Regions from separate parts of the Homo sapiens genome. Here region 2 is linked to region 1. The links are chromatin loops, found by intact Hi-C in ENCODE. Cell type or tissue: mammary epithelial cell. All regions are shown on one strand. Links, peaks and the distances in the headings refer to the core of each region. The heading gives the core; the rest is flanking DNA.

Region 1 (11,490 bases), core at 1,606-9,605:
ACAGCGGGCTGTGCTATGCTTGTGCTGGAGGAGAGGGGTCCTGTCCCCCTTGTTCTTCCTTTGTATTGGGCATAAAGGGAGTCTTTAGGGGGAGGGACAAATGGCGCAAGAGCACAGGGCAGTCTGAGCATAGATGTGGGCTGTTTCAGGAGGTGCTGGGAATGCCAGCTGCCCAGGACATGGAGACAGCAAGCAGGAAGCCACCAGGCCACTTGAGGGTCACCCATTGAACGATTTGGCACACGTCTCTGCAACCTCTCGAAAGATCAGTTTCCTCATCTGCCTTCTCAGAGGATTGTGGCGAGGGTCAAAATGAAAAGTACACGAAGATCTGTTGCCCAGAACCTGGCCTCCAGACAGTACTTGGAAAGGGTCCTGTACCCACAGCTAGAAGAGCTGGAGCGGAGACCTTGACCCATGGCCTAGGTGCTTGTCCAGGGCCCCTGCAGGGACACGGGGCTGCCTCCCTGTGCCCAGTGCACCATCTGCTCCATGCGCTTGACCTCAGAGCTGTTTAATGACATCTGTCCCAAGGCACCTGCTGCCCTAGGATACAGAGGCGCTAATTAATGTATTCATGAGGCACAGAGAACCTTTTCTGTTTAATACACACTTCTCAGGACGTCACAAATCCAGAGGTTAAAAGGAATTTTCCTAAACAAAAAATGCACAAACTAAGCTTGTCTGATAGGAATCCAAGCCAGCAAAGACTCCTCCTGAGAGCTGCCTGGGTCCCCAGGCTATGAGAGGGCATTTGTCCCATGGAAGGGGCGTATGCACCCCACTCTGTGCCTCACCTGGAGGGCTGGGGCAGCTCCAATGTGTAAACCCAAAGGAAATGGCACCCAGGCTGGGCTGAGCGCTGACCTGACCACCTCAGGCTTTTCTGAAGGCCCTCCGACCTCATGGGATTGGCAGTCAGAGCAGCCCTGTGTCCCTGAAGCCACTATCATAACGTGGTGTTCTCTCGCGAGGCTGCTCTGGGGGATGGGAAATCACAGAGCACTTTTCCCACCCACTGTCACCAAACCTTCAAAACTGGCTCACCACCAGATGCAGTTGCTGATGCCTTTAATCCCAGCACTTTGGGAGGCTGAGGTGGGCAGATCACCTGAGGTCAGGAGTTTGAGACCAGCCTGGCCAACATGGTGAAACCCCGTCTCTACTAAAAAAATACAAAAATTAGCCAGCCATGGTGGTGGGCACCTGTAATCCCAGCTACTCGAGAGGCTGAGGTAGGAGAATCACTTGAACCCGGGAGGCCGAGGTTGCAGTGAGCCAAGATCATGCCATTGCACTCCAGCCTGGACAACAAGAGTGAAACTCTATCTCAAACAAACAAACAAACAAACAAAATAACTGGCTTACCTTCTTGCTGTGGATAGAGCCGGAGGGCAGAAGCTGTGAGGGGTCCAGTAACATAGGTAATGCTGACCACGCAGAGCTGCATGGTGACTTCTGGGGCCCCGAGGCATCTTTGCCTTCATAAGACCTTTCTTCCAAAAAACATTACAAATATATTTTGCAATTGCATTGATATGAAGATGTCTTAGTTTGTTTTCTGTTGCTTATATCAGCATACCTGAAACTGGGTCATTTATAAAGAAAAGGAATTTATTTCTTTCAGTTACGGAGACTGAGAAGTGCCAGGTTGAGGAACCACATCTGGTGAAGGCCCTCTTGCTAGTGGGGATGCTGCAGAGTTGCTGCAGGACATCACGCCACGAGGGGGCTGAGCGGGCTAACATGCTAGCTCAGGTCTCTCTTCCTCTTCTTATAAGGTCACCAGTCCCACTCCCGTGATAATCCATTAACCCATTAATCCTTGAATGGATTAATCCACTCATGAGGGCAGAGCCCTTGTGACCCACTCACCCCTTAAAGGCTCCACCCCTCAATCCTGCCACATTGGGGATTAAGTTTCAACATGAGTTTCGGTGGGGACATTCACAGCAGAGCAGGAGACAAATATAATCCAGGCTGGGTTTACATGTTACATATTATATATATGAATCAAATTTATCACTTCTTCTGATTTCAAAAGAATTTTAAGTTAAAACATTTTTGTAGGCCGTAGGCCCTGTGTTTGCTCTTGCTGGAAAAGTTGCCCTGAGACCAGGACAATTCAAGAGCCTACAGCCCATCCTCCTTAGGCTGGGACAGCCACTTACCCTGGGGTGTTCAGTTAGTCAATTAAAAGAAACTTGTGCTGAAACAGTACATTAGAGACAGACTTCCTTTAACAAAAACTGAAGCTCCACTACAAGAATAACACAAAAAGAAATGAAAGAAGTCAGATTTGAAAGAAGGTGTTTTAAGTTTATGGGTGGCCTTAATAAACACCCGCGTGTACAACCAAGAGGTGAGCCTGGTGTTTGATAATGGCTTTTAGCTAGGAAATTGAGTTTGGTTTGAAAAAGGGATATTTTGAGAGGATAGAAAGAGCTTCCATTTTATCTGGATACAGAACAAGCCTTTTTATGGTGTTTTACAAAATTTCCTTTAGTCCTCAGATACTGGCTGAGTCCTACCAGGCACCGTGCCAGACCTCAGGGTGACGACGGCTGGGCCATGTTGTCTGCCTAGAGGGGTTCCCCCAGCAGTGGGGATGGACGTGGAGGGCATCTGGATTTCATTCTGCAGGGAACAGGGAACCAGCAGAGCAGGACCAGCTACGCCATTCATGGGGTCTAGAGCAAAATGAAAGCGAAGGTCCCCTTGTTCAAAAAGTGTTCAGAATGTCACAGCGGCAACATGAGAGCATTAAACCAAGTGCAGGGTGCTGATGGGGGGCCCGGTGTCACTGTACGGGCTGCTGGCCTGGGAAGCTGCTTGCCTGGTGCAGTTCAGGGTATGAATCTTGCCTGAAGCAACTGCAACCTCCAGTCTAACCTAGCATACTTGGATTGTACTTGGAGTGTCTTTATATTATTGCTATATTACTTTTTATTCAAATGTAAGATTTTAAAATATATATTTTGATCTTTTGTGGGATATTGACAAGGTTGTTTCTTTGAAAAAAAAAAAAAAAGTTGTATGTCATTAAATACGCAAATTATCCAACTAAACAGAAACTCACTCCAGAGACAACTTCTCCAGAATCTCTTCTCCAGATGGTGAGGCCCAGTCAATGATCCAGGGTCCCTCCCTGCAGCCGGGAAAGAAGGCACGGAACTCACCACTGGGGTCAGGAGCTGGCACTGCCCTTACAAACAGAACAGCAACACAGAAGGTTTAAGTCCTGCCAACAAAGAAGTTTTTAAATTCTCCTTCTACATATTCTACAGCAAAAGTGGCCAAATTCATCCCAAAACTTCCTAAGAAATTCTTTTACTGGCCTGGCGCAGTGGCTAACACCTGTAATCTCAGCACTTTGGGAGGGCCTGGCCTGCAAATCGTTTGAGCCCAGGAGTTCAAGACCAGCCTGGGTAACACGGAGAGACCTCATCTCTATAAAAATACGAAAAAAAAAAATTAGCTGGGCATGGTGACACACACCTGTAGTCCCAGCTACTTGGGAGGCTGAGGTGGGAGGATTGCTTGAGCCTGGGAAGTCAAGGCTGCAGTGAGTGGTGATTGTGCCACTGCACTCCAACCTGCATGACAGAGTGAAACCTTGTCTCAAAAGAAAAAAGAAATTCTCTTACCCCATACCTAGGAGAAAGCAGAAGCTGGGGAGAAGAAAAGAAACCTCATTTTAAAATGATAGGCGAAGACCTATATTTTAGGAGCGCTCGAAGCTCCCCTTTGCCCTGAGCTCTGGGTTCTTCCAGCACTGCGGGGTCTCCTGTGATCTGCAGGATCGGTCATGAGTTGAGTTGCACAGCAGGGCCCGCAGCAGGACAGAATCTTCCCTCCTCCAAGCAGCCCTGGAAAGAAAAAGGGTCTGCTGTGCTCATGGTGCTGAGAAGCTAGCCAGGCCCTCTCCACAAGGCAGCAGGGAAGGTGGCAGCCTTGCAAAGGTAAGTGCGATTTCTTAGGTTATTTCTCTGGTGCTTACATTTCCACTGGAATGTGTAGAAGACTCCATGGAAGACTCAAAAACTACCCTGAGGCAGAACAGGCAGAAAGGGGGAGCCTGGGCTCTGGAGGCACACGGCTTCACGGAGGGCTAAGCCTTGATTTGCTCATCTGTAAAATGGGCATTATACTCCATTGCCACGAGTCACAGCAGTGCCATGATTGGGAAAATGGACATGAAGCCTTTTTAAAAACATATGTGGCACACAGGGAAGGTCTAACAAATATGGGCTAACTCCTGTCATTTCTGCCCAGTTCCCTAAAAGAAATATTCTAAAACTGAAATATTCAGAGATGGCAAGGGGTTAGCAATGATTGGGGAGGAAGGCTGATTTTTCATACAATTATTGTTTTCATTTCCCCCAAGACCCCATATGAGATCCTGCCCAGTGGCACCAGGTGTCTCCTGTGAACTCACTGCCATGGATTTTATCTGTGTCTTTTGGCCTCTAGCAATGGGCCTGGGTGGGGGCCTCAGAGATTCTCCTGAGCACAACGGCCCATCCCTGCGGCCCCTGCCCTGTTTAAGTCAGCAAGTGTCTTCAGGGGCCATAACAATGGAAGCTAGTCCCAAGAACACTGCCTCAGGTTTGACATCCCTCAACCATACTTTACCTAGTTAAATTAGCAACCGCACATCTGTCAAGGCACGAAAGCGGATTTTCTCCCTGCTATCATATAGAAGAATGAATGGCGAGGAAAATTATGTAATGCGTTTTTAGATCTGAACAACTGAGCCTTCTTGGGTCCCGAGCAGGTTGGAAATGAGAGTCTCTGGAGATAGGTGTGTGGGTAACTTCATAAGCTCCACTCTTACAGGGCATGACCTGGGCCCTGGGAACAACCAAGGACCCCTGGGTCCAAGCAGCTGGCTCTGCTGGCTTTTTGCTAAAAAAAAAAAAAAAAAGTCTTTATCAAAACTTCTGATACTCACTGGGAATCTCCAGAAGCGGAAAATAACCTGCAGCATCCCCCAAACAAAATTTACCACAAAATACTCTTATTGAGGGAGTTCTGAATGAATGGCCACCGACAGCCATTGATCTGAGGGCGTGAGGTGAAAGGAGAGCCACAGTTCTGGCCACACCACAAGGAGAGTACAGCAAGTGGGCCAGGGCCACGCAGCCGCCATATTGGAGAAGCTGGACACGTGACCCCAACTAACAACGTGCAGGGCGGGTGTCATGGACTGGGGTGCATCCTCCTTCCTTTTTCTCTACTGTCTTTCTGAAAGTTTATGCCACCGAGTGTTCTCGTTGCTCCACCGTAGCATCAGTCAGAGAGGCTTTCCTGAGATTCTAGCCCCTCACACGGCTCCGAATGCCTGACCCCAGCCCACATTCAGGCCTGAGGCAAAAAAAGGGGATCCCGAATTTTATGTATTTTCCACGACCAAACTTCTCATCATCAAGTGGGATTTTTCGAAGGGATCATTCTCATTTTTTTAGAGGATAAGATTTATGGTTTGAAAGTAATGGCCGCCAACCTCATAAAATGAGGTTTAATATCACCAGAAACATTCTCACAATTGGCCAAATCCCCAAGACATTCATGAAGAGTGAACAGCCCTAGGCAGAAAAGGATTAAATCCGCTCAACGTCATAAAAATACACAATGAGCTCCACATCCTTTCTCATTTTCCAGTGATAGCCATGCTGGGCAGGGCATCTTGGGACGCCCTCTTCTCTCCTCACCGTTTCCCCTCCTGGCCTCCATGCTAAGCCGCACGCCTTCTCTTCCAATGCTGGTCTCAGCCCCTGACACTGACCTGGAGCTGCTCCAGCCCCCTCAGGATCAGTATCTTCTCTTGGCTCCTGAAGAACTGAGTGAATGTAGGATTTGTTACTAGGCATTAGGAATATGGATTCATTAATTAATACAGACAAATTTAAAGCTTATATTCACCTTGCCTTGTGAGATATGTGAAAAACCCTGCTCTGCTTTATAGACTGTGACCTTGGAGAAATGACCTAATTGCTCTGAAAATGCTTATTGATCTGTTAAAAATAAAAACATGTAGAAAGGTAATTTTATTATTAACAGATTGCCTTACTTAATATTCACTAAAATCCTATGCGATGAGTGTCATTCCTCTCACAGAAATGAAGGAAACTGACACCTCACAGCCAGTAAGTAGTGAAGTTGGGATTCAAATCCTGACTTGTCGGATTCTCTAATCCATCATCTTTTTCCATAGACCTCCATCAGACCTTGAATGGAATTTTTATAATATTAGGCAATGATATGCAAGAGGACTGAGAAAGGAAAGAACCTGATAGCAGAGGCATAGCCAGGGAGCCTGGTGCACTCATCCAGGGATGAGTCCTAAACCAAAGCAAAGACAGCTGGAATCGAGAGAGATTTTGTGGAGGCTGAGCCACCTTCACAGGGGGTGAGAAAGAGAGGAGTAAGAAATTGGGAAAGATCAAACAAAACTGAGATTGTTGAGCCTAAAGGAACCAGGAAGTGATGGAAGAGATGAACATATTGAGGAAAGGGAGCCTTCTTGAGCAGAGGGGCATCAAATGAAAATGTCTGGAAAAAATTTAAGAATTCAGATTTTGGTTTTCGAAGAAATTAGGGAAGGAGAATGAAGATGCGAAAAGCAGCCCCATCCATAATAGCTAAAGTCACAAACGTGGGGCGGGGGTCCCTCAGTATAGGAAGGAAAGCTGTGAGCTGAGAACAGGCTTGGGTGGAGGGGAGGAAGAGTGGTCAGAGGGCAGGAGACCCTGGCAGCACCCCAGGGCCACACTAGGCAGAGGTCGCTCTCCCACCAGGGGTGCTCAGAGTATCAAACAGAAGCTGCAGATAGGACATGGCTGTGGTAATCGGAAGGAAACTCATTTTTAAGAGTGTAGTCTAAGTAGAGTGGTGAGAGTGGAGGTCAGATTACAGACGGTTAAAGAAAGATGCAGGGTAAAGAAAGAAGACAGAAGTCACAGACCATATGTTTAAGATATTTAGAAAAAGAAAGATAAAAAGGGAAATAGCAGGATTAAGCAGAGATTTTTTTCTTTCCCTTCAAGTTCCAAAATACTCGAATGTGTCTGACCATAGAAAGGAGGGATCTAGTGAAAATGAAGACAGAGTAAAGAAAAGAGATTGTTGAAGAGACTGATTTCTAAGGAAGGCAAGAAGCATTTACAATGAGCCACTATATGCAAAGTATTATGTTTCGCACAGTAAGAAATAATGCAGAAAATGGTGTCTTCTCTAAGGAACTCACAATTTAGAAGGAGAAACGACAGTTATGCAAATAATTCCCTTTTACAACAGTGTAAGTCCTGTGTTAATGTTATGTTAATAACAAAGTGCTCTTGGAGTCGAGAGGAAATTAGGGATGAAGGGGGAAGGGACATTTCAAAAGGCATCACAGGGGAGAAAGTACTAAACTCAGCCTTGAACGATTAGTAAGAATATAATTGGCAAAAGATCATGAGCAAAGAAAGAGGAATTTTGGCCACAAAAATGGAATTCATAGCAAGGGTAGAGGATTTGGCCTTAGAAAGGAGGGGCAATTCTCCAAGGGAGACTTGGGGGGAAGAATAAGTAGGAAAGATTAAGTGGATAAAGAGGTATTGTAAAGTAGAGAGGATAGGAGAGGAGAGAACTCATACCTGATGGTGTCTCCATACTTGTAGGAAAGCAGAGGGCCAGGGGTCAAGGCCAAGAGGAAAAAGATTTTAAATAGCAGTGAACATTCAGGTGAATGAAGTTAGAAACTCCCAAAACTTTGTCTAGCAAGAATTGGCACTCTGGGAATAGGAACTAGAATAGTAACTGTCGAGAGGACTGTAGCTTCCCGAAGTCTGATGGAGAAGATACTCTGGCCTATCCTCATATGGAAAATAATGAACAATGCTGATATACAGAAAGCATTGATGAGTTTGGCAAAAAAAAAAAAAAAAAAAAAAAGTAAGTGACTGAAAACCAAGCAAAGGTGAGAGTGAAAGCCCAGAAAAATAAGCAGAATTCTAATGCCACCTTATATCTTAATAACATTTACTCTAAAAGTAAATTTGAATTTTTATTTTCACAGCCTTGCTGGGTGAAAAAAACAGGGCCTGGTCAAGGTGGGGAGGCCAATAGAAGAGCCCCCTCCATAAATCTAGAACCCTAATGGGTTATATCTTCCAGTTAATTAACTAGGAAATAGATTCACCCACTCCCTCCCTCAAGGGGAAGCAAGGAGTTTGCCTCTTTCAACCTTGAACCTGAGTAGAAGAAAAAAACCTCAAGTTGAATATTTAGTTAAAAGATGCCTATGACTGGTGGTTCCCCCAGATGCCTGGAAGAGGTAAGTACAAACCTTCCCAAGAGAAACTTACTCAACCTAGCATCAAATAATTTCTACAGATATGAGCTCACAGTCAAAAATCACGAAATAGGCCAGGCATGGTGGCTCATGCCTGTAATCCCAGCACTTTGGGAGGCCTAGACAGGAAGATCACTTGAGTCCAGGAGATCGAGACCAGCCTGGGCAACACAGGGAGACCTCAGCTCTACAAAAAATCAGAAAAATAAAAAAATTAGCCAGGTGTGATGGTGCGCACCTCCAGTCCCAGCTACATGGGAGGCTGGCACAGGAGAATTGCTTGAGCCCAGGAGGTTGAGGCTGCAGTGAGCCAAGATTACACGATTGTACTCCAGCCTGGGTGACAGAGTGAGACCTGTCTCAAAAAAAAAAAAAAAAAAAGTAATAATCATGTCTTATAGAGTTAAAAATTAGAACCAAAATATAAGACACCAATAGCACATGATCTAAGATTAGGGAAGGGGTTTGTTGATAGGATTTAAAGTATTCTGAACTATATACTATTTAGAGAGAAAAAATACTAATTAACTTCAGACTGATAAGTTAGAATTTTTAGAATAATAATAAAGAATAAAGTGTATCATTCCCAAGCTAGTAAGAATAAAATTACACAAGAAAAATAATGTTTATTCTAAAAAGAAGAAAGAAATGGGTGGATCCAATTCAGACAATCCAAGAGAAAAAAACAAAACAAAAAAAATTTTTGTGTGTGAGACAGGAAAATTTGAACACTCACTGCATATTTAATGATATTAAAGAACTGCTATTTTTAAAGATGTAATAATGGTAATGTAGTTTTGTTTCATGAAAGACTTCTTAAATATTACACACATACTGAAGAATTTATGAATAAGATAATATGATGGCTTGGTTTTGCTTAAAAACAATCCAGTGTTGGGTAATGGGGAAGGTATAGAGGATAGATAATATGAAATTTGTTGATCATTGCTGAAGTTGAGAGATATTTCTCCACTTTTGTTATGTGTGTCAATTACTTATAATGAAAAGTTAAAATAAGAAAATAAATATTGAAAAAATAAAAGAAGACAAGAAAAGAAAGATAAAGGAACAGAGAAGATAAGATAAATAGAAAGCTTTTAATAAAATGGTAAATGTAAGTGCAAATATTTTAGTGATCACAATTAATATAAATTAAGTTTCAGCTTTAAAAATCCACCTATATGCTACTTATAGGAAACACATTTAAAACATAAAAGTTTAAAAGTAAAAAGAATAGAAAATAATATTTCAGGCAAATACTAATCCAAGAAGCTGGTATACCTAAATTAATAGCAGACAAGGTAGACTCTAATGTAAGAAGCATTACTAGGAAGAAACAGAATCACTACACAATGATTAAAGTTTTAGTTCCCTGGGAAAATATAACAATTTTAAACATGTATATACCTAATAACATAGCCTCTAACATATAAAGCAAAAATATATGCAATTACAAGAAGAAATTTGCTTTTATGGTAGAAGAGTTTATTATAACTGTCCCAGTAATTAAAATATCAAGAATACTAAAAATAAAACCCAAAACTGTACAAATATAGAAGATTTGAATACTACAAAGTTGACTCAATATATATTTACAGAAAATTGTACCCAACAACTATAGGAGACATTATTTTCAATGACAACTGAGCCAAAACAAGTTTCAACAATGTTAAAGTATTGGTATTATACAGACCACACTGTCTGACAACAAGGCAGTTAAATGAGAAATTAATAGCAAAAAGATGATTTCCCAATGATTGAAAGGTTTTAAATGTGCTTATAAATAACGAATGCCTCAAATAAGCTAACGCATACGTTTATTATTTATTTATTTATTTATTTTGCGACAGAGTCTTGCTCTGTCGCCCAGGATGGAGTGCAATGGTGCAATCTCACTCACTGCAACCTCTGCCTCCCAGGTTCAAGCAATTCTCATGCCTCAGCCTCCTGAATAGCTGGGACTACAGGTGTGCGCCACCACACCTGGCTATTTTTTTTTTTTTTAATTTTTTAGTAGAGACGGGGCTTCACCATGTTGGTCAGGCTGGTCTCAAACTCTTGACCTCAAGTGATCTGCCTGCCTCGGCCTCCCAAAATGCTGGGATTATAGGCATGAGCCACCACACCTGGCCATAAAGCATACAATTTATAATAGAATTAATCATCTAAGCATATGATTTAAGATAGAAAAAGAATTGGATAATCCCAAAGAAAGCTAAAAGAAAGAGACTGATGAAATAAAAGGCAAAAATATAATAGAATCAACACAACCAAAAATCATTTATTTGCCAAAACTAATAAAATTGATAAATTTCTGGCAAGATTGATCAAGAAAAAGAGAAGACACAAGTAACAATGTCAGAAACAAAAAATGAGACATAAATACTGATGCTTCAAGACATTACAAAGATTTAAGAGGTTATTATAAACATTATACCAGTAAATTTGAAAATGTAGATGAAACAAATTACTAGATAAATGTGACTTTTCATAATAAACTCAAACTCAAGAGAACACAGAAAACTCAAATAGTCATAATCAATACAAAAATTGAATCAACAGTTTAAAAATCTTCCTACAAAGGAAACATCAGGCTCAGATGCTTTTAGCCACAAGTTCTACCAACATTCAAGAAATGGGCACGGTGGTTCATGCCTGCAATCCCAGCACTTTGAAAGGCCAAGGTGGAAGGATCGCTTGAGACCAGGAGTTTGAGACCAGCCTGGACAACATAGTGAGACTCTGTCTCTAAAAACAAACAAACAAAACAAAAAAAAAGAAAGAAGGAAAAGTAGTCTTAAATTATTTCAGAATAGAGAAACGTAGGTAAGACTCACCATCTCATTTTAATGAGGCTTGCATAACTTTGGTAGCAAAACCAGATAAGAACAGTAGCTGAAAAGAAGTTTGCAATCTCACTTATGAAATGTAGATATAAAAATCATGAACTACTAGCTACCTATGGAAAATGTAAGATGCCCACTTTTTTTTTTTTTTTTTTTTGCTACTCTTTCCACTGAGACATAGAGTCTAATTTATTTCCTCTTGAATCTGGGTTGGCCCTAGGAAAGTACTTAATAATAGAATATGGCAGAAGTGGCACTGAATGACTTCTAAGGCTAGTGAGCAGAAGCGTGTGGCTTTCATCTTAG
Region 2 (11,490 bases), core at 2,393-10,392, 53 kb before region 1:
ATTAAACTTCTACATGACTTAAAGAGGATCGCTTTTCATTTAAAGAATTGAATTATAATTCACTTGAACAAATTGAAAAGGAGTTGATTAAATTCAAAGCTCATTTCTGATATGTCTTAGAGAGCTAGAGAATAAAAGGAAACCTCCTTAGCTTAATGAAGACTTCCCCGTCCCCGCCCCTAGAAATCGAAAGCAAACATGAACAGTAAAATTTTAGAATTCTTCCCTTTACAGTTAGTAATAAGTGTTAAGGTTAGTCACGCTGAGATAGCCCACATTGTGCTGGTAACTCTAGGCAATGGAGTCAGACAAGGAGAACAAATAGAAAGTGTTAATATTAGAAGGGAATTCACGAAAATGTAATTTTTGCAGCTGACAATGTTTCTTCAAATGGATGATTCTAAAAAGTCAACTTAATGCTATTAGAACTTATAAAGAACTCATTAAAGCAGCTCAATTCAGGATCAATATATAGCTTTTTTTGTTTGTTTGTTTGTTTTTTGAGACGGAGTTTTGCTCTTGTCTCCCAGGCTGGAGTGCAGTGGCGTGATCTTGGCTCACCGCAACCTCTGCCTCCTGGGTTCAAGCAATTGTCCTGCCTCAGCCTCCCGAGTAGCTGGGATTACAGCTGCCCACCACCACGCCTAGCTAATTTTTCATATTTTTAGTAGAGACGGGGTGTCACCATGTTGGGCAGGCTGGTCTCAAACTCCTGACCTCAGGTGATCCACCTGCCTCAGCCTCCCAAAGTGCTGGGATTACAGGCATGAGCCACTGTGCCCAGCCAGTCAATAGCCTTTTTAGAGAATAGCAAGAGCCAATCATAAGCTATAATAGAAAAATATACAACAAAAATTATAACACCTAGGAATAAACCTAACGAGAAACAAGCAAAGGCTGATTAAGAAAACTGCAGATCTCTACACACAAGTGTAAAAGAGTTGAATAAATGAAGGAACATTCTAGGTTCCTGGATGGGAAACCTCAATATTGTTAAGATGTCAGTTATCCTCAAATTATTCTATATAGTCAGTGCAAACCCACTTAAGTAATAGATTTTTCAAAATGAAATTTGAACCATTTATAAAGTTTGTGTAGAAGAAAAAAAGCGTTAAGGATAGCTAAAAAAAAGTATTTCTGGTCATAGTAATGATGGTAAAGGTGGGTAATGGTGGATGTGTCCTATCAACGTCAAAACAGACTTTCGAGCTATATTAATTTAAAGGTGTCATTCTGACAGCACTGAAATATACAAATCAATGGAGAAGAATAGGGTCCAGAGATAGATGTACAGGTGCATAGGAATTTGATGTACCATAAAGGTGGCATTTCACATCAGTGGGAAAAGAAAGCAATAGTCAGTAATAGGTGCTGAGACGATCACCACTGAGACATTTGAGGGAATTGTAAAGCCAGAGCCCTATCCTACATCATAAATTCACAAAAATTTCAGAAATAAATACAAAAACGAGGGCAATAAAAGTATTATGAAAAAATACAAAGAAATTTCTAAAAGTATAATTTTGAGGCAGAAGGGGCCTGTCTAAATGAGACTTCATACCCAGAAGCTATCCTTTAAAAAAAATAGTTGAATTGAAGACATCATATACAAATACAAGACAAGTGTCAGACCATAAGAAACATTTGCAACAAAAGATGAATACCCATCATAAAAGATCTATCTTAAAAATCTATGAGAAACATACAAACAACCCAGTGGAAAAATTTTTTTAGCTATGAACAAAATTTTCCCAAAGAAAAAAACAGAAATTGGCAATAAACATTTGCAAAGACATTCAGTTTCTTTTGTATCAAATAAAAATAAAATTAGATACTCCCTTTTATCCATTAGATTGGCAAAAATTAAAAAGATGTGTAATATACAGTGTTAGGGAACATACGGTGTGGTTGGAAGTCAAAATCATTAAACATTTTTGGAGGACAATTCAGCAGTAAATGTTAAAGTTTCAAATATACATACTCTTTGATCTGCTAGAAATATTCAGGTAAATCTGTAAAGATATTTATATATAGGATGTTTATTATAGTCATGTTTATAATAGCAAAAACTGGACTTTCTAAAAAAGAAAGTTCATTGGCAGATGGTTACAAATATTATAGACTATCCATGCTATAGACTAGTTTAAAAGATGTGGTAGATCTGTATCTGTTGATATGTGGGGGGAAAATCATGTAATTCCATGATTCAGTGAAAATATTAAGTTGCAGAACCATATGTATAGTATGTTTCTATTTATGTAAAAGATCAGGTATGTATGCATATATAAATGCATAGAAAAAGATCCAGAAGAGTAGATCCCAAGTTAATAAGAAGCTCAGGGGCCCCTTAGTTATCTTCTCCTTCAGGATTTTGAACAGTGGGGCACATGCCAAGGATTATTAGCCAAATGGAAAAGAGAGCACAGAGGAGTTGCATCATGTGCACATTTATTTTACATGGCAACTATATGCAATTGGCAAGAAAATAGAGAGAGTGTAATAACTGCAGCCAGTGAATGAGCTTCCCGCAGCCCTGGAATGAGCCTGAGGAAGGCACAGGAGCCCGCTGCTCCCAGCCAAGGGCAGTTCCCAAGGCCCCCTCAATGGCGTGCATCTCACCGCACTGAGCTTGATTCCAGGGTTTGAAGACATGGGGGTTTGGTTTGTGCAACATGGCTCCTAAGCAAAAGCCGCTTCATCAGTAGTGATCTCTTCCAGCTCAGGAAAGGAAGCATATTGAGGAGTGATTTCTTTTTTACTATTATTATTATTATTATTATTATTATTATTAATTTTAAGTTCTGGGGTGCATGTGCAGGATGTGCAGGTTTGTTACATAGGTAAACGTGCTATGGTGGTTTGCTGCACCTATCAACCTATCACCTAGGTATTAAGCCTTGCATGCATTAGTTATTTATCCTAATGCTCTCCCTCCCCCTATCCCTGCTACAGGCCCCAGTGTGTGTTGTTCCCCTCCCTTTGTCCATGTATTCTCATTGTTCAGCTCCCACTTATAAGTGAGAACATGCAGTGTTTGGTTTTCTGTTCCTGTGTTATTTGCTGAGGATAATGGCTTCCAGCTTCATCCATATCCCTGCAAGGACATGATCTCATTCCTTTTTATGGCTGCATGGTATTCCAAGGAGCGATTTCCAATATGCCTCTTCCTAGAGGCTTTTCCAAGATAATTTTCAATATAGTATATACAGTTTTTTCTTGGCATGATAACTTTTGAACCTCTTTCCTGCCTTATTCTCCATGCTACTTTATTAATTTGGGCAAAAATTTTATCCAGGGCTCTCAGATAATAGCTGAATTAGACAACACTCTGCAGGCCCAAGGCCAAAGTGCAGTCTCTGCCTCCAGCCCTCAGTCTGCACCTGGGGTCACACACTCTCAGACATGATCAAGGGGACTGATTGGGTTTAGACAGCAGCCCCATGTCTTCGAGGCCACAGCTGATGAATGGCATAGTTGAAGAGAGCAGGCCAGCTTCCCACAGCAGCTGCAGGTGAAACAGAGAGACCTAGGGAGAGAACCAGGACTGTTCTAGAAAGCAGGTGCTTGCCACATGTGGAGACAGGAAGAGGAATCAGGAAGCTGGGTCCCTGCCCAGGGCACAGATTCCAGCAGTGACTGGCCACTAGTCCAACCTGAGCCACCAACGTCGGGCGCTCCCCAGTCAGCTCTGGACCCTTTCCCACTTTAGGGAGTAAGTAAGCTCATGTAGAGAGAAGGGCCAAAGCATGATGTGGAGAGGTGGGGGAACAATTTCTTACTCTCTCATATTTTCCTAGAGGAAAGGCAGTAGAATTGGAAATGGGTGAGGGAGGATATTTCACTTTTAGTTCCGTATGCTTTAGTATGAATTTTATCATTAGTTTTTACAATGAGCAGGCATTCACATATGACTTAAGTCATTAAAATAAAACAATAAAATAATTTTTAAATAAAGTTGTCAAAAAAGAAGTCAAGTTATCACAGCTACAGACATGTATACTAGTAAGGAAAAACTGCCATAGGATTTCATTATATTTTTCGCTAAGTTATATATAGCCTGGACTTCATCAGGAGAAGGTTTGGTTAGTACAATATGAAAATCACCTCATGTTTAGGTGATTGCATTTCCAAATGCCGACCCAGAATCCCTGCCTGGATAGTTCATTCGCTCTTTAAACTTTAGATGCCCAAAAATGAGCTCACTCTGTCTGCCTCCCCCTCTGCCACCACCACCACCAAGAACAAAATCTGCTCCTCTTCCTTTGTATCCTATCTCAGTAAAAGATGCCAGAATCCACCTACTTGCTCAAGGCAGGAACCTGCAGTCCTTCTGGACTTTTTCCTCTTCTTCGCCTCCCACGTGTGATCTGTCAGCGCATCCGTCATCTTAACCTCCTGGACGCATCGCGAATCAATCCACTACCCTCATCCCACCTCCCTAGCCCAAGGCCCAGCAGCTCTCTGGACTCCTTGGAGTGGCTTCACAATTGGTCTACCCCCTCCCACTCTTACCCCTTTTTGACTTGTTCTCTGCATTGAAACTATGAGACACTTTTAAAAAATTCAACTTTTAATTTTGACATCATTATAGATTTGCATACAGTTGTAAGACATAATAGAGATGCTGTGTTACCCAGTTCCCCCCAGTAATAACATCTTGCAAAATACTGGGATCACAACCAGGATATTGACACTGATACAGTCAAGGTTCTGAACAGTTCCATCACCACAAGGATCCCTCCTGTAGTCATTTGACAGTTATGCCCACCCCTCTCTCTCCCTGCCACCATCCTACCCCATCCCTGACCATGTGACACTTTTTAAAAACTGTATCATGAGTTGCTCCTGCTTGAAATTCTGCAGGGACTTTCTCTTGTTCCTGAAACTGTCAAATGAAGAAGATAAACCAAGCTTTTCAAGAATTAAAGTTAGTTTTACTCGGAAGTCTTACTGAGGTCCCACACAGGATTTCAGCCCACAGCTTGTTATATAGGCGGTGGAGGTTCAGTACATGGAAAATCACATCACACTTGCTCAGACGCTACAAGCAGAATACATCGAGCTTTGGGTGTAAGAGTACAGCGTGTTATAGATTACAGAAGCGTCATCACCAACCTGTCAGACTTTATCTCATACGGAAGAAAAGGCAAAGACTAGGGTCATGTATCTCTTAAGGAATGTAGTGACTCAGGCAGGAGACCTGGGGGGGCTGTATACTCGGCTTTGTTGTGTCTTCAAGGCATTTTCCTGGAGACCTGCACGTCCTCCCAGAGTCAGAGGGTCAAGCAGAAATGAGCAGCCATGGCTTCTTCCATTCATTCTTCTGTCTCACAGAGCAAAGCACCACATCCCTGTCAGAGCCCACAAGGCCCAGAAAGCTCTGGCCCCTGCCCACCTCACCCACTCTTGCCCTCCACATGTCCCTACAGGACTTCTCTTGGTCCCTCAGACACACCCTCCTCTTGCCCCCTGACAACTGCCCCTCTGTGTGCCTATGCAGCCATTCCCCTGGCCTTTACTGGAATTCAGGAGTCATCTTTTTCACCACATCCCCCAGCAAACCTACCTGGGCCTGGTGTAGCTTAGGCTCACCTGTACCCCTGACTCTCCGTGGTCACACGCAGTGCATCTATCACTCACTGTGCAGCACCATCTGCGCAGCTGTGAGGTAGGGACGCTTCCAGCTACGAGAGTGGGAACAGCCAATTAACAGCGGCTTACACTATAGGAGATTTGTTTTTCTCACGTGAGAAGTCAGAGGCCTGTGGCAGAGGTATCTGCCCAGCAATGTTATCGAGGACCAGGAAGCTTTCTGTCTTTCTGTTTTGCCATCCTCAGTGTTGACGTTCTGGCCTCATGCCTGTCACCTCAAGATTATATGGTGACTGCATCACGGCACCAGGCATCACCATTCCAGGCGTCACATCCTCAGTCAAGGCAGGATAAAGGGACAGACAGCTTTTCAACTCACAAGACTCTGTCCTTGTCAGACGATCCCACAGAAGGCTTTCCCTTTGTGGCTCATTGGCCAGAACGGAGCCTCTCCTTGGTGGCTGAGAAAGGGATTTTTTTTTCTTCGCTTATTTTTAGCCTCTGTAGTAAGAGAAATAGGCAAGGGAAAGAGGTTGAAATAGCTGTTGGGGAAGCTAGCCAGCAGCATCTGTCCCACATGCTCAGCACCTGCCACATATTAAGCATGTAAATATTTGTGGCGTGAGTGAATGAACGCATGGATGGGTAAATAGATGAATGGAGTGAGGCTAACATGCAAACTAGGCTCTTGTTCCCACCAGTTCATCTGAAACCTGCTGATCTACTTTCTGATGTTTGGACTCTGGATATTTTGTGTATATATCTTCACTTCCTTGCTGCATTATAAGGTTCTTGCAGGCAGGGCCTTTTTGTTTGTTTGTTGTTTGTTTGTTTGTTTTTTTGAGATGGGCAGTGGCACGATCTTGGCTTACTGCAACCTCTGCCTCACAGGTTCAAGCGATTCTCCAGGCAGGGACATTTTTATGTTTTTCCAGAGGACATTGTGTGTTGGGCACATAATCAATGCTTAGTATTAATTCACTGAAATACAGCAGAAAAGGGTTAAAAGAGATGCAGGAAGCCACAATCTAAATATGAATAGGCAATGCACTTCCTTTCAAAATTATATAGGACTAAGTAGAAAATACAAAACGTGTATATAATATCATCATTGTATGCTGCTTATCAGAATAATATTAATTTATAATTCCCATTATTGAAAAGGATGCAGGCTGCAGGGAATCACAAAAGAATATATTGGGAATTACAGTTAGAAATGATAGTAGCCATTCATTTTTAGTTGCAGTATGTTCCAGAAACTGAGCCAGGTATTTTAGGCACGCACTTTGGTTTAACTAAACCTCAGCACATAAACCTACATAGCAGGCATTATTTTTCCTCCAAGAGCATTCAGGTTAGGTGCTGGGGAGGGAAAAACTTCCACACGGAGTTCAACTGTGGCCAGTTTGCTTAAGGACTCACCCACCCACCTGCCTAGGATTAGCACAGCTGCTTCTCTGCACCTTTTGCGTGCTCCCTGAGGATTCCAGAGCTCTTAAAGACCTGCTATTTATCAATTCTAAGTACCAAACACACCCTTTAATTGGCTAAGGATTTAGCTGTAACCCACGCTTGAGGGAAAAAAAAAAAAACAAAAGCATGTCAAATGAAACTCACATATCCCAGGGCCTTAAAACATTTCCCACAGAACCTCTGGTGACAGGCTGTAAATTACAGTACAGGGTGTTCTGGGACCTGGGAGGGGCAGCAGAAGCTGAAGGGGTCCTTCCGCTCTGGTGGCTGGTGATGGAATTGCATCAGCAGGAGCAGTGCAGTTTACAGGAGTCACAAATACAGGTACACATAGGAGCTTTCAGTCTGCACGTCCTGAACAGTACTATTGGTGCTTTCTTCCTCGTCAGAGTTTTCTCTTGAACCTGGGAGGGACATGGCTTTTGGGGTTTTTTGGTTTCTTTGAGACAAAGTCTTGCTCTGTCGCCCAGGCTGGAGTGCAGCGGCACGATCTCGGCTCACTGCAACCTCCGCCTCCCGGGTTCAAGCAGTTCTCTTTCCTCAGCCTCCCAAGTAGCTGGACTACAGGCACACGCCACCACACGCCACCACGCCACAGGCACACTAATTTTTATATTTTTAGTACAGATGGGGTTTCACCATGTTGGCCAGGCTGGTCTCAAACTCCTGACCTCAAATGATCCGCCCACCTCAGCATCCCAAAGTGTTGGGATTATAGGTGTGAGCCACCGCGCCCGGCCAGGACATGGTTTTTTGCATGAGGAGAGAATCTCTTTCACTAAGTTTGTTAGGGAGAATGTTTATTGATTACCTGCTTCTTTCCCTAGCCATTTAATACTGGGTGAACAAGTGCATTCAATCCTGAAGTCACAAGATCCTCCACCCCTAAAATCTCATTCCGCAAATGTGCTGTCCGAGCCGGATACCCATTTCATCTTTGAGATAATTTCATATTTCAGAACACCATTTAAGTGGCAGTTGCTCCTGTCCTGGCTTCCATGGAAAGCTGTTGAGATCTGTTCTCTGCATAAGTGATTGCAGAACTTTTCTGCAGTGTTTTATTATGGATATGACTGTCCCTCTTCCCTTAATTTTCCCCTCCCTCCAATTTTACTGATTTGCTCATTGTTGTTTTATGCCCTGCACATGAGCGTGTACGCATGCATAGGCACACACACACACGTGGTTGCAACTCTCAGCACACCAAGAGTCTAGAGCTTCGGCCCCATTTTTTATGGAGAACCACACAATTCTCTCTTTCTCTCTCTCTCTCTCTCTGTAGCCTTTTATCTTTAACATCATCTTTGGTAAGTGGCCCCCATGTTGCTCACATCTTTCATGGTCTGTCTGTATGTCCACCATTCCTAGACATAGACAAACTTGCTGGCAGGCAGCTCCCAACTTACCTAGCCCTGGATATGTTCAAAAGTCTATTGGGTATTTTTTTAATTAATTTAAAAAAAATTGGTTTTTTTGAGATAGGGTCTCGCTCTGTCACCCAGGCTGGAGTGCAATGGTGCAATCTCGGCTCACTGCAACCTTCGCCTCCTGGGTTCAAGTGATTCTCCTGTCTCAGCCTCCCAAGTAGCTGGGATTACAGGCACCCCCCACCATGCCCAGCTAACTTTTGTATTTTTAGTAGAGATGGGTTTTCACCATATTGGTAGGCTGATCTTGAACTTCTGACCTCAGGTGATCCACCCACCTCGGCCTCCCAAAGTGCTGGGATAACAGGCATGAGCCATTGTGCCCGGCCTTAAAAAATTTTTTTTGAGACAGGGTCTTGCGCTGTCACCCAGGCTGGAATGCAGTGGTGCAATCATAGCTCACTGCAGTCTCAACCTCCCAGGTTCAAGCAGTCCTCCCCGCTCAGCGCCCCCGAAGTAGCTGGGGCTGCAGGCATGCACCACCACACTCAGCTAGTTTTTCATTTTTTGTAGAGACGGTCTCACTGAGCCGCCACAGGTTGATCTCAAACTCCTAGGCTCAAGCAATCCTCCTGCCTTGGCCTCTCAAAGTGCTGGGATTACAGGTGTGAGCCACCACCACAACCAACCTCTATTGTTTATTTTTAATAACATTTTAATATTATAGAAGAAGTACATGTACATTGTAGAGAATTTAAAAATATAGACAAACCAAAAAAAAAAAAACAAACTATACCGTATGTTCCCACCACTCAGACTGCCAATGTTAAAACATTAGTGAGTAGCCTTCTGGATCTTTTCCTGTGCTTATTTTGGACAATAACCTTTACCTTTCCATTTAAAAAAAATTATTTCCTCTAATTCCACAACTATATTTGAGTTTCCCTGCTTGACTCCACAATGCCCTTTACAACTTGCTGGAGACTGGGCTAGCTGTCCTGCAAAATGTCCTGCCATCTCGATTTGTGTGGTTGCCTTGTCATGTGTAGTTTAGCTCATGAATCTATCCCTTAATTTCCTGTAAACTGGAAGTCATCTCTAAAGACATGATGGGTTTACGTTAGACTTGTTGGGGAGAATACATCACAGTGATGCTGTTTGCTTCATACTACCTCACAGTAGCAAAGGCATGTGGTTGAGCCACCATTAATGATGCTAGGAATGAACTGATCATTGTATCAAGGTGAGTTGCATGCTCCTTAGGCTGCAATAAAAACGATCTCTGTCAAGCTCAAAGTAACATTTGGGGCCAAACAATTCTTTGTGGTGGGGGCTGTCCTGTGCAATATAGGGTTTTCAGCAGCATCCCTCCCTACCCATCAAATTCCAGTAGCACCCCCTTCCCGGTTGCAACAACCAAGAGTGTCTCCAGACATTGCTAAATGCCCTCTAGTGTCAAAATTACTCCTGCTCGAGAACCAGTTGTCCAGCTTAAGGAAAAGTTAAAGGGAGTATTGACAGGAAGCGCTTACTAGTTTATCTCATAGAATTAGTGGAAGCTTTCTCTCAGGGATGGAAACAACAGGACCGCCCTGAAGACTTAAATTGCAGGAGGTGCCATTAACATGTGCCAGTCTCAGCAAGCCCAGGGCCTCGTTCCCCTCCCTTGGTCCTACAGAGACACCATCTGATTGGCTCAGCTTGGCTCCATGCCTGTACTTTAGCCAATCAGCTGTGGCAACACACACATTGCTTCTAGGTCCTCATTCCTGCGGGTAGAACTTTCTCAGAGAAAGCAGAGTGGCGACCTGGATAGGCCCCCACTCGCCAGAGTTTCTTCACCCGTACCTGCGGGTAGGTCTTTCTCGGAGAAGGCAGAGTGGCGACCTGGATAGGCCCCCACTCGCCAGAGTTTCTTCACTGGTACCTGCGGGAGTGCCTACTCAGGACATGCCCCAGACCACGGCCTCAGCTGCCGCCACCGAGGCTGTATCCGTGGTCTGGTGACTAGCGCTGTCTGGTACTGCCCATGACCTCTTTTCTCCTCCCAAGGATATTTTCCCAGAGGCAGGACTGGGAGGATGGAAGAGCAGCCAGCCCCACCCCGGCACCATCTCCGATGGTGTCTCTGGCCCCCTCCCTCAGCACGCCCTAGACATCAGGCCTAGCTCCTGTGGTGTGGCGTCCTCGTGACTTTCCAAGCCAGGGTGTTGTTTCAGAATGCTGGTGGGCCTGCCTTCCGTCCCGCCGTCAGCACCCTGACACGGTCACCTGTGTGTGCTTCTGTCTGTAAGATGGGAGTGGAGACAGTGGCAGGGCGTAGACGGGACACTGCTGCTGCTTCCATTTCTTTCAGTAGCCATCAAGACTAATCCTAGTCTGGGTATCCTTGACCCAGGAAAACAAGAGTAGTCGGGAGAAGCTGGGAGTCAGTGCCCCTGGATGAGGAGGGGACTGCCTGGTGAGAACTGTCAAGTAGTGGCAGGAGAAAAGGGGCACGTGGGCCAGTCCCTCCAGGCTTTGAAGAAAAGAAAGAATGGGCCGGGCACGGTGGCTGACACCTGTAATCCCAGCACTATGGGAGGCTGAGGTGAGCAGATCACCTGAGGTCGGGAGTTCAAGACCAGCCTGGCCAACATGGCGAAACCCCATCTCCACTAAAAATACAAAAATTAGCCGGGCATGGTGGCGGGCACCTGTAGTCCCAGCTACTCTGGAGGCTGAGGCAGGAGAATCTCTTGAACCTGGGAGGCAGAGGTTGCAGTGAGCTAAGATCATGCCATTGCACTCCAGCCTGGACAAGGAGAGAGAAACTCCATTAAAAAAGAAATTATTCCAGCCCAAAGGAGTATTACAAGGCCAGGGCAATTAAGAGCTTTAGTACCCTAAACACTGAAAAAACTGCAGTGGCCACTCCCCCAACCTCCATCCCCGACAAGATAAACAAAATCTTTAAAACCAAAGGAAAGTAAGTGCTACAGAGATCTGTCTTTTGTTATGATGACCACTACTTGGTTGCTGTTTTGGAAATGGAAAAGGTAAAATCCTTTCATTTTCT

What was found. A loop is a pair of places that touch in the nucleus more often than their neighbours do. Peaks named below come from ENCODE experiments on the same cell type or tissue, not always from the same donor. Only the 100,000 strongest peaks of a DNase experiment are listed, where the experiment ranks them.
Region 2: it touches region 1 in a loop (3.0-fold over the local background); 4 of 110 quality-filtered maps call a loop at or near these places.

Annotation. Positions count from the first base shown.
Region 1 is chr18:26,411,080-26,422,569 of GRCh38, reverse strand. It overlaps LOC107985142 (a long non-coding RNA gene), which reads right to left and starts at 6,113. Exons shown (of 3, transcript XR_001753381.2): 1 at 5,715-6,113; 2 at 4,636-4,908; 3 at 3,655-3,869. In mammary epithelial cell, for the core only: no CTCF peak of the experiment used is centred there; no DNase peak of the experiment used is centred there.
Region 2 is chr18:26,464,865-26,476,354 of GRCh38, reverse strand. All of the region lies in intron 3 of KCTD1 (potassium channel tetramerization domain containing 1), which reads left to right. Among named protein-coding and RNA genes, the nearest start is that of LINC01543, 48 kb to the right of the region's middle. RefSeq lists enhancers at 5,753-5,972, 7,214-7,273. In mammary epithelial cell, for the core only: a CTCF peak has its summit at 7,336; no DNase peak of the experiment used is centred there.